Regions from separate parts of the Homo sapiens genome. Here all the other regions are linked to region 3. The links are chromatin contacts, found by Hi-C or POLR2A ChIA-PET in ENCODE. All regions are on one chromosome and are shown on one strand. Each heading gives the region's core, a stretch centred on a gene start or an enhancer-like site at or near the end of the contact. The rest is flanking DNA. Distances are from core to core; before and after follow the strand shown. Region 1 holds the start of ITGB1 (integrin subunit beta 1). Region 2 overlaps IATPR (ITGB1 adjacent tumor promoting lncRNA). Region 3 holds the start of ARHGAP12 (Rho GTPase activating protein 12).

Region 1 (2,700 bases), core at 156-2,655, 1.0 Mb before region 3:
TCTGAACAATGGTAAAACCGATACCTTTAAAATTCAAGAATGTTGAGTTCTAATGGCAGTTTGACCATTGAGATATTAATATAGGAACATCATTTAGCCTCTTAAGCTTGAACATCCATTAAGTGGGAAAAATAGTGCTCATTTCCTAGAGGTCTTCAGATTGGCTAATCAAGTTTTGATTTTGCTGGTAAGTAATGAGCAAATTTTCTTAGATGTGATCGCTTCATTTTCTCTTATATTGATTGGCAGCAGCCAAATGGGCATTCCAGTCCCTAATCTCCTGCAAGAGAAACACTTCTATTTCATAAATCTGGTAATTTTTGAGCTCTTTTCCCAACAGGGTGCTGCAGCTCACCAAGCGGAACCCACAGCATTTTCTGCTACCAGGATAGCAGCTTGCCAGTAGCATATACTAAATTACTGGGTTTCAGTATGATTTTGGCTGGTACAGACTTCAATCATCGAATCGACATGCGTTCAGCCATTCTCATAATGAATGTTTCCTTCTCTTTCAAACGTTGTTTCCAGCCCCAATCTCCAAATTTTTTTTTTTTAAGAGGTGAAACAGAAACTGTACTCCTTAGGAAGAAACTTTTCCTTCTCATCCCTGTTCCCCATAAAGGTACCTCCAGATAAATCTATCAAAAGCAGGACGCAACTCACCAGGTTTTCTAAAACGTTCCCCAGTCTCACCACCCTTCGTGACACCCATGGGTTTCCCAATTCTTCACCTTTCTCTTAGACACAGGCAAGCACATTATCACTCCAGAAAAGCAGTCCTGGCTTAGCCAGTTCCCTTCCAGAAGGACCACGTGGTTTTTGGCCCCATGGAGCCCTGCAGGGTAGGGGGGCTCACGGTCCCGATTTGCCTCGGGACTCAGGGGGCTTCCGAGATGCAGGATCTCCCGGGCTCGAAACGGGACATCAGTGGACAAACGGGAGCGAGGGTCGAACGCGCGGCTCCGAGGAAGAGGAACTTAAAGAACACGGGCCCAGCAGGCTACACCAGGAACGCGCGGGGCTCTAGGGCGCGTCCGACTCCTCCCGCCCTTCGCAGAGGAGGAAACTGAGGCACGGCGACTGTCTCAACGCAGTCCCGGCCCTGCCCCCCGCGGCCTCCCTCAGGCGCGCTCCCGCGCAGCCGGTTCCTTTGTCCCGGTCGCACTTCCTGCCCCATCCTCCGCCTCCTCCTAGCCCCGGGCCGGGCTGACGCGGCGGGAGAGGAATGCGTTTCCGGAGGGAGAGGGCGGCGGCGGCCTCGGGAGCGGGATCAGACGCGCAGAGGAGGCGGGGCCGCGGCTGGTTTCCTGCCGGGGGGCGGCTCTGGGCCGCCGAGTCCCCTCCTCCCGCCCCTGAGGAGGAGGAGCCGCCGCCACCCGCCGCGCCCGACACCCGGGAGGCCCCGCCAGCCCGCGGGAGAGGCCCAGCGGGAGTCGCGGAACAGCAGGCCCGAGCCCACCGCGCCGGGCCCCGGACGCCGCGCGGAAAAGGTAGGGGCCGGCGGGCCTCGGGTGTGGGAGCGCGGGCCGCGGCCTCCGGTCTCCTGTGCGCGGCAGCACTTAAAGCCGCCGGCCGGGCCGCGCCGGGACCTTTGTGCCGGGCGTGGGGGTGGGGGCGGGGGCGGGGGCGGGGGCGGCCGCCAGCGGTTGGGGGCTGGGGCAGGATTCCAGGCTAGTCCAGGAGGAAGTCCGCACGCCGCCACCCGCCTCGGGTCCCCGGCGCTGGCAGCCCCCGGGCGCAGAGCCAGCCCAGCCGCGTTCCGAACGTGAGGGTCGCCGGCCTGGGCGCTGTCACGTCGGGGCTGCCGGAGCTGCGGGGGACCGGGCCCGAACGGCCCCTGACACCTGCGGTCTCCCGCCGGGCTGGGCAAGCGCAGGTGGGAGCCAGCGAGGCCACCCGGGGCTCGGCGTTTGGGACTCGGCGCTCCCCTGGACGGGTCCGGTGCCTTTGTCTCTCGCTCCCTCGCGAGCTGCTGTCCTTGGAGCAGCGTCGAGCCAGCCGTCGGCGCCCGCGACGGGGACTGGTCTCCTCCGGCTGCCAGGAGGCGGCCCTGGGGCCAGCGCCGCGGGCGGGGGCGGCGGGAGCCGGGTAGAAGTTGGCTTAGTGGAGCCGCTGGGGACCGGGGGTGCGGTGGCGGCAGTGCAGTCCACTTCCCCGTGTTTATAAACGTCAAGAGTCGCCGGTCCCTGCCGGGCACCCCGGGACCAGGACGCATGGCCATGGCCAGCTTGTGCTCAGACCCGGTCCGCGAGCCTGAGAGCCCGGCCTGTGTCTAGTATCATTTTACCGCGTGTCATTTCTTAGGCTTCATAAATTGGATTTATGAGACTCCTACTCTCTAAGTAACTTTTATTTAATCAAATTCGTGCTTTTGAGTCCAAAACTTTGCACTCATTGGTATGATCATTAGTAAGTTGCATTCTCTAAGCTTCCGTTTCCTCATCTGTGAAATAGGAACAGTAATATCTACATTAATAATTCATTTTTATAATAATGACAGTGAGGGCCAAGTTTAGCTCTAGGCATTTTACATGTATTATTTAATTCTGGAACCGCTCTAATGAGATTGGTACTGTTTCGATTCCCATTTTCCGAGTGAAGAAACTGAGGCACAGGGAGCAAAAGTAAGTTGCCTGTGGTCATCAGGAGCTCCTGGAGAAGGCATGGGGTCTAGTTCCAGAGTCCGCGTTTAAACCACAA
Region 2 (2,700 bases), core at 112-2,611, 1.2 Mb before region 3:
TCCCTTTTGGCAAAAATGATTCCAAAGAAACCTGAAAAACTAATTTAGACCATGATCGGAAGTGGGGGGCCGTTGGACATGGCTCATTATATTCTCCCCCTTTTAAAGATCTGAATAGCAAGCATTTGCCATCTATTGTATCTAAGGGCTGCAACCTACGAGACTTCATCTACATAATAAAAACCTTGGTTTCTACAGCCCGTTATCTTAACCCAGACACTCTTTTCTATTGATTCCCAGTCTTTAGATAATAACTTAACTCTTTAAACCAATTGCTAATCAGAAAATCTTTAAATCTACCTATGACCTGGAAGCCCTTTTCCTCACCACCTCCCCCACAGCTCCACATTGTCTTGCCTTTCCAGACCAAACCAATATGTACCTCACATGTACTGATTGATATCTTATGTCTCCCTAAAACATATAAAACCAGGCTGTAACCCAACCACCTTGGGCACATGTTCTCAGGACCTCTTGAGGTTGTGTCACAGATCATGGTCCTTACATTTAGCTCAGAATAAATCTCTTTAAATATTTTACAAAGTTTGGCTATTTTCATCAACAAGAATTAACAACCATATTCTGATTATAATAATTACTGTATGCCTGACAGCATCCTGAGAACTTTTCCTCATGCAATCTTTCCAACATCCTTCTTGAAAAAATTCCATGACTTCTCCTCCACTGTGGACCAGCACAAAAGGGCTTCTGAGAGTTTTGGTAATTTGCTATGGGCATAAATCTAATGCCTTGTGGAGCTGTGGCTTTCTGAGACCCAGGTCTTGCATACTTCACAGGCCATAATTGTGAGCATTACATGACTGTCTTCTCCTCTGATTTATGTATGAAGGGACTCCAAATATATAAGAAGATGCTACCACACCCTGGGAGATTGGATTCCCCACTGCGCTGGCTTTCTCAAGCTCTGTGAAATGTGATGTTGGCTGGAACTTATCATGAAGAGCTTTGCTGTAAAACAGATCTGGGGTAAAGTGGGTCTTAAAAATCCTTTCTCTATACATCCATGTAGATAGAGACCATCTCCATTAACAGAAGAGGGAATGATGCCATTCTTATAAAGAAGCTGTACTGTGGGCACATTTATTCCTAAGTTGATAGTAGCTATTTTAACTATGAAAAGGATCTGCCCAGATGAAAGAGGGGCTGCCTGTGGAGCACAGCTGGATGGGGGAAGCAAGGTTTTCTGCTGGGACACCTGGCTTTGTTTATCAGGGGCTTTATTGAGACTTCTCTGTTTCATCACCCCATTCATTTCCTACCCATTCTTCTATATCTCTGCTTTTCTTTTGCAAACGTTTTTCACCTCTCCTCTTCTGCGTCTTACTGTCACAATGATCACTCACTGATAATTTAATCAAATGTGTCTAACGTCTTGAACTGACAAGTGAAATAGTCTCACAAAAATAAAATGGGGAAATGAAAATGAATAGTAGCTTAAAATGATATCTAGCCAACTTTCAATTTCCCCGTTACACTGACAGAAACAGAGAACACAGTAGCAAGAAGATACTCCAAAGAAATTACTTAAAATATCACTTTACCTCTCTCCCTAATCACCTGTTTAGCAAATGATAATACCTAATTTATTAAACTGTTACTTCATGAGTTTCAAAATGGGCAAATAATTAATATGAGATAAAGGGAGAAAATAAGCAAAAAGAGATATAAGACAATTTATATGCTACACTATGCTATAAACATACTATGTTATGTATAATTATACATATTTAATATATAATTTTCATTATATATCACAGATAATTACATTTCATATATTATATGCTAATATGTGACATATTATGGTATAGAATAATTATATTATGTATCAAATGTGTGTGTGATATGTATTTATGTACTTTTAGTCTGAAGAGTAAAATTGCATCATAAAGATTCTTACTGAATTTCCTTGATTTGGTAAAATCACGTATTCAAGTGCATATGTTCCAAAGTGCTGTTCTGTTGATATAATAGGAAAAAAAACCCTATTATCACAAAGGAATTGGGCTGTGTGTACAGTTAACTCCAAATCATTATTTTACCCTATATAGCATTATTTTTGAGATTTGACACAATTTTCCAGAGGAAAAATTTTAAATGCAAGAATTAGATCTTACCCTTTAGGACAACCTGCTTGCTGTCTCCCAGACAGTGTATCTTATTTCACATGTGCCCTGTATATTATGGAATTGCCTCCCTTGGAAAAACAACCAGAAAGCCCCAGAAGCACGTGGTAGAGGTAGTCAGGTTCATCTCCAAGTAACAAAGGAAGCTGAGACCTGGGTTAATAAAACAAGCCCAATTTAGTCTGCTCTTGTTTGGAAATTTCACCTTCAAAGGTGTTTTCTGGCTTGAGTTAGATTTAAGTTTCTGGGTATAAGTAGTGGAAGTTGTTTAGATATCCAGCATTTAGTAGACTCCTTTGTGTATTTGAGGAATTCCCTAATTAGGTCTTTGTATTAGTCTATTTTCATGAAGCTGATAAAGACAATTTACAAAAGAAAGAGAGGTTTAATCAACTTACAGTTCCACGTGGCTGAGGTAGCCTCACAATCTTGGCAGAAGGCAAGGAGGAGCAAGTCACATCTTACATGGATGGCAGCAGGCAAAGAGAGAGAGCTTGTGCAGGGGAACTTCTCTTTTTAAAAAACCATCAGATCTCATGAGACTTATTCACTATCA
Region 3 (2,700 bases), core at 193-2,692:
CAGAGTCTATGGAAAATAGTTGCCAAAGCATACAGGAAATACTCCTTATACTGAACAAATGCAAGAAAACAGAACGGGTTAGAAACCGAGGGAGACAAAAAGGCAGTGGGTGCCAAGGACTGTGAAAAGCAAATGCAACGATAGAGACAGCACAGTCTCAGGCTTATTTTTCAAAAATTCTCATTGTAAGCCTCTTTCCTTTCTAAATGGAGACTATCTTAACACTTTAGCTCGCATTAGACTTAATTTAATAAGAAGGTTGTAAACCACAGCTGTTAAAGTCTTGCCACTGCCCTACCGGATTCTTCGCATCCTGTAAGGCACAATTCGGAGTTCAGCTGGTTGATAAGGAAGCCAGGCATTGTGGCATCTTCAAGTACGAAGTGAAGCACAGGAAAGAGCCAACTCCGGAGAGTAGCTCTTCATTGCTTGAATCATACATATGCTTGTTTTTTCCCCCCTCTCCTTTCTGGTCTCTATTATTAACAAATATTTCATCCTGGCACAACAGGCACAATCAACAACTGGTTAAGGAATGAGTAGTTACTGAAGTCCCAACGCCTCTCAGTTATTTTTCTCACACTCACTGTATTCTAGACCTAGAAGCCAGCTCTCATTTGAAAGCTGAGGTTCAGAAGGGTGAAGTGCCAATAAATGGCAGAAGCCAGGTCTCTTTCCTGATTCCCATTCCAGCTGAGCTCCTCCTGCCACTGGATCACCATCAAAGACCTGCCAAAGCTGTTACTTCCGGGTTCGGTGCTGCCACAGTGCAAACGGGGATGACTTTGGACAATGACCCTGTGGCCCCCGCAGGGCTCGCACCCTCAGGCCCGTGGAAGGCTAAATGCTGACGGACTGGTTCTGCCCTGGAGCGGCTCTCCGCGTCCCAGGGGTCTCCTCAGTCCCGAGTGTGCACAGCGGGTCCTGCCACGTACCCTGGCGACCCCAGCAATGGACTCAGTGCCCCGGGTCCCTTTCCGTCTCCCTCAGGCGGCGTGCAGCACTTTTTCGGGTGTCCCAGTGGAATTTCCGGGCCCGTGAACGACTGACCCACGCCCGGCCGCAGCTCCAGGGGCCGACGAAGGGAGCGCTAGGGCCCACGGCAGGGCCGTCTTTGCCCGGGCTCCATTCCTGCCACCCTGGCGCTATGTCCGCCCTTCCCTGGTTTTCCCTACGAGCGTTTTTTTAACGCTTCCCACTCCTTGTTTACAAAGTGCTGAGCCCCCTTGACCGCAGGCTCCCGCGCCGGCCCGAGTTCCCACACCGTACGCTGGCTGCCCCCTATTCGGATCCCCGCCGGGCGCCGCACCCCCTAGCCACCCCAGACCGTCCCGGAGACCCGCGCCCGCCCAGCTCGCCCGGGCCATCACGTGAGCCTCCCGCCCCGCCCCCGCGCGTCACGTGAGCCCCGCCCCCGCGCCGGCGCGCTCCGACGTGCCCTGTAACTTACCCTCCCTCAGAGGCCAGCCTGCGGGGACGGGCCGGCCGCGGCCGTAGCCGTGTGAACGCTCTTCGGGCTCGCGTCGTCGACCCGCAGCCGCGGGGCGGACTAAGAAGGGAGCCGCCTGCTGCGAGGCCGCCGGGCTCCCGGTGAGGTGCAGGGCGCGGGTCCTGGCGGACGGAGGGCAGGTTGGCGAGGCGCTGCACAAAGGCGCGCCGGGGCCGGGCTGTGCCCGCCGAGGGCGGTGGAGTCGGGGGGAGGCGTGTGCGGGAGGCGCGGCGGCGGCGGCGGCGGCGCCGCGGAGGTGCGCGCAAAGGGAGGTCGGGCGCGCAGCGAGGGGCTCTGGGCGCGGGGGTTAGGCGCCGAGGGGGAGGGGGCCGGCGCAGCCTATTGGCTGACGTGGGCGAGAGGGTTTAAATGGCCCGAAGTTGTGGCTTCTCTGCCCCCTGGGTTTCCTGACTTCCTGTGTGAGGGCAGCGCCCGCCCGCCCCGCCCCCAGGGAGGAGAGTGTGAGGGTGCGCGGGTGTGTGTGTGAGTGCGGGAGAGTGCGCGCGTGTGTGCACAAGGCGGGTGTGTGCGTGTCTATGTGCAAAAGGCGGGTGTGTGCGCGCGCGTGTGTCTGCAAAAGGCGGGTGTGTGTGTGTGTGTGTGTGTGTGCGCAAAAGGCCGGCCCGGCCCCTCCCGCGCCCTGGGCCCACTCCCTAATCGCGGTGGGGCTTGCAGGCCTCCACCCACCCGGGGAGCCCACCCGGGGAATCCACCTGGGGCGTCCCTCGAGGACTGTTGACCTTAAACCGGACACTTTCTTCTTTGCGGTCTTTCCCGGTGCCCTGCCCCTGCTGGATGGACGTGCATTCGCTCCCCTCCAGCTTATCTGGGCGGAATCTCCTCAAAGTCCTTGAATTGAAAAATCCTCTTTACCAGCGTGCAGCCCGCCTCCCATCTCAGGGGAGCTGGTTGTCTTCTCAGAACGGCTGTCCTTTACGCGTTGCTATCTTAAGTGACTGCAGACCCTTTGAGAAGAAATGGCCACACGGTCTTCGTTAGAGAAAAAGGCACGCCCTTCAGCTTTCGAGGCGTGTGATGTTTTCCTTTTGACTGCAGCTGCAGTTTTGTAAATGTATTTTCAAAGGCTAAAGCACGACGTTGAAAGTACACCTTTATCGAAAGTTTTAATGTCATCCCAAGTGGAGTGTTTGTTGTGGATAGAGGCTTTTAGCACTCTAATAACACGATTGGTTGTGGCTGGCTTTTGGGTT

Evidence for each region. Hi-C counts contacts between places; a loop is a spot of excess contacts on that map. ChIA-PET counts read pairs that join two places held with the same protein, here RNA polymerase II (POLR2A). Pooled maps may share reads with other maps.
Region 1: a map of CD8-positive, alpha-beta T cell shows a loop between it and region 3 (6-fold over the local background). The contact joins the promoter of ITGB1 here to the promoter of ARHGAP12 in region 3. A Hi-C loop is called at or near these places in 1 of 168 maps with a recorded cell type or tissue (CD8-positive, alpha-beta T cell), 6 of 37 single-sample maps with no recorded cell type and 14 of 50 pooled maps. POLR2A ChIA-PET finds 5 or more read pairs at or near these places in 1 of 52 experiments (activated B cell).
Region 2: a pooled map shows a loop between it and region 3 (5-fold over the local background). The contact joins the enhancer-like site here to the promoter of ARHGAP12 in region 3. A Hi-C loop is called at or near these places in 1 of 37 single-sample maps with no recorded cell type and 2 of 50 pooled maps. POLR2A ChIA-PET finds 5 or more read pairs at or near these places in 1 of 52 experiments (activated T-cell).

What each region holds. Positions count from the first base shown.
Region 1 is chr10:32,956,935-32,959,634 of GRCh38, reverse strand. It overlaps ITGB1 (integrin subunit beta 1), which reads left to right and starts at 1,405. Exons shown (of 16, transcript NM_002211.4): 1 at 1,405-1,490. RefSeq lists an enhancer at 833-882 and silencers at 1,053-1,632, 1,703-2,152, 2,546-2,700.
Region 2 is chr10:33,094,757-33,097,456 of GRCh38, reverse strand. All of the region lies in intron 1 of IATPR (ITGB1 adjacent tumor promoting lncRNA), which reads left to right. Among named protein-coding and RNA genes, the nearest start is that of IATPR, 21 kb to the left of the region's middle. RefSeq lists an enhancer at 825-1,490. Within about 2 kb of position 1,361, at least 2 of the 41 ENCODE cell types and tissues checked have a DNase peak (open chromatin) inside an H3K27ac peak, as active enhancers do.
Region 3 is chr10:31,927,573-31,930,272 of GRCh38, reverse strand. It overlaps ARHGAP12 (Rho GTPase activating protein 12), which reads left to right and starts at 1,442. Exons shown (of 20, transcript NM_018287.7): 1 at 1,442-1,590. It overlaps LOC107984219 (a long non-coding RNA gene), which reads right to left. Exons shown (of 3, transcript XR_001747415.2): 1 at 2,230-2,700; 2 at 1,451-1,611. RefSeq lists a silencer at 1,271-1,770.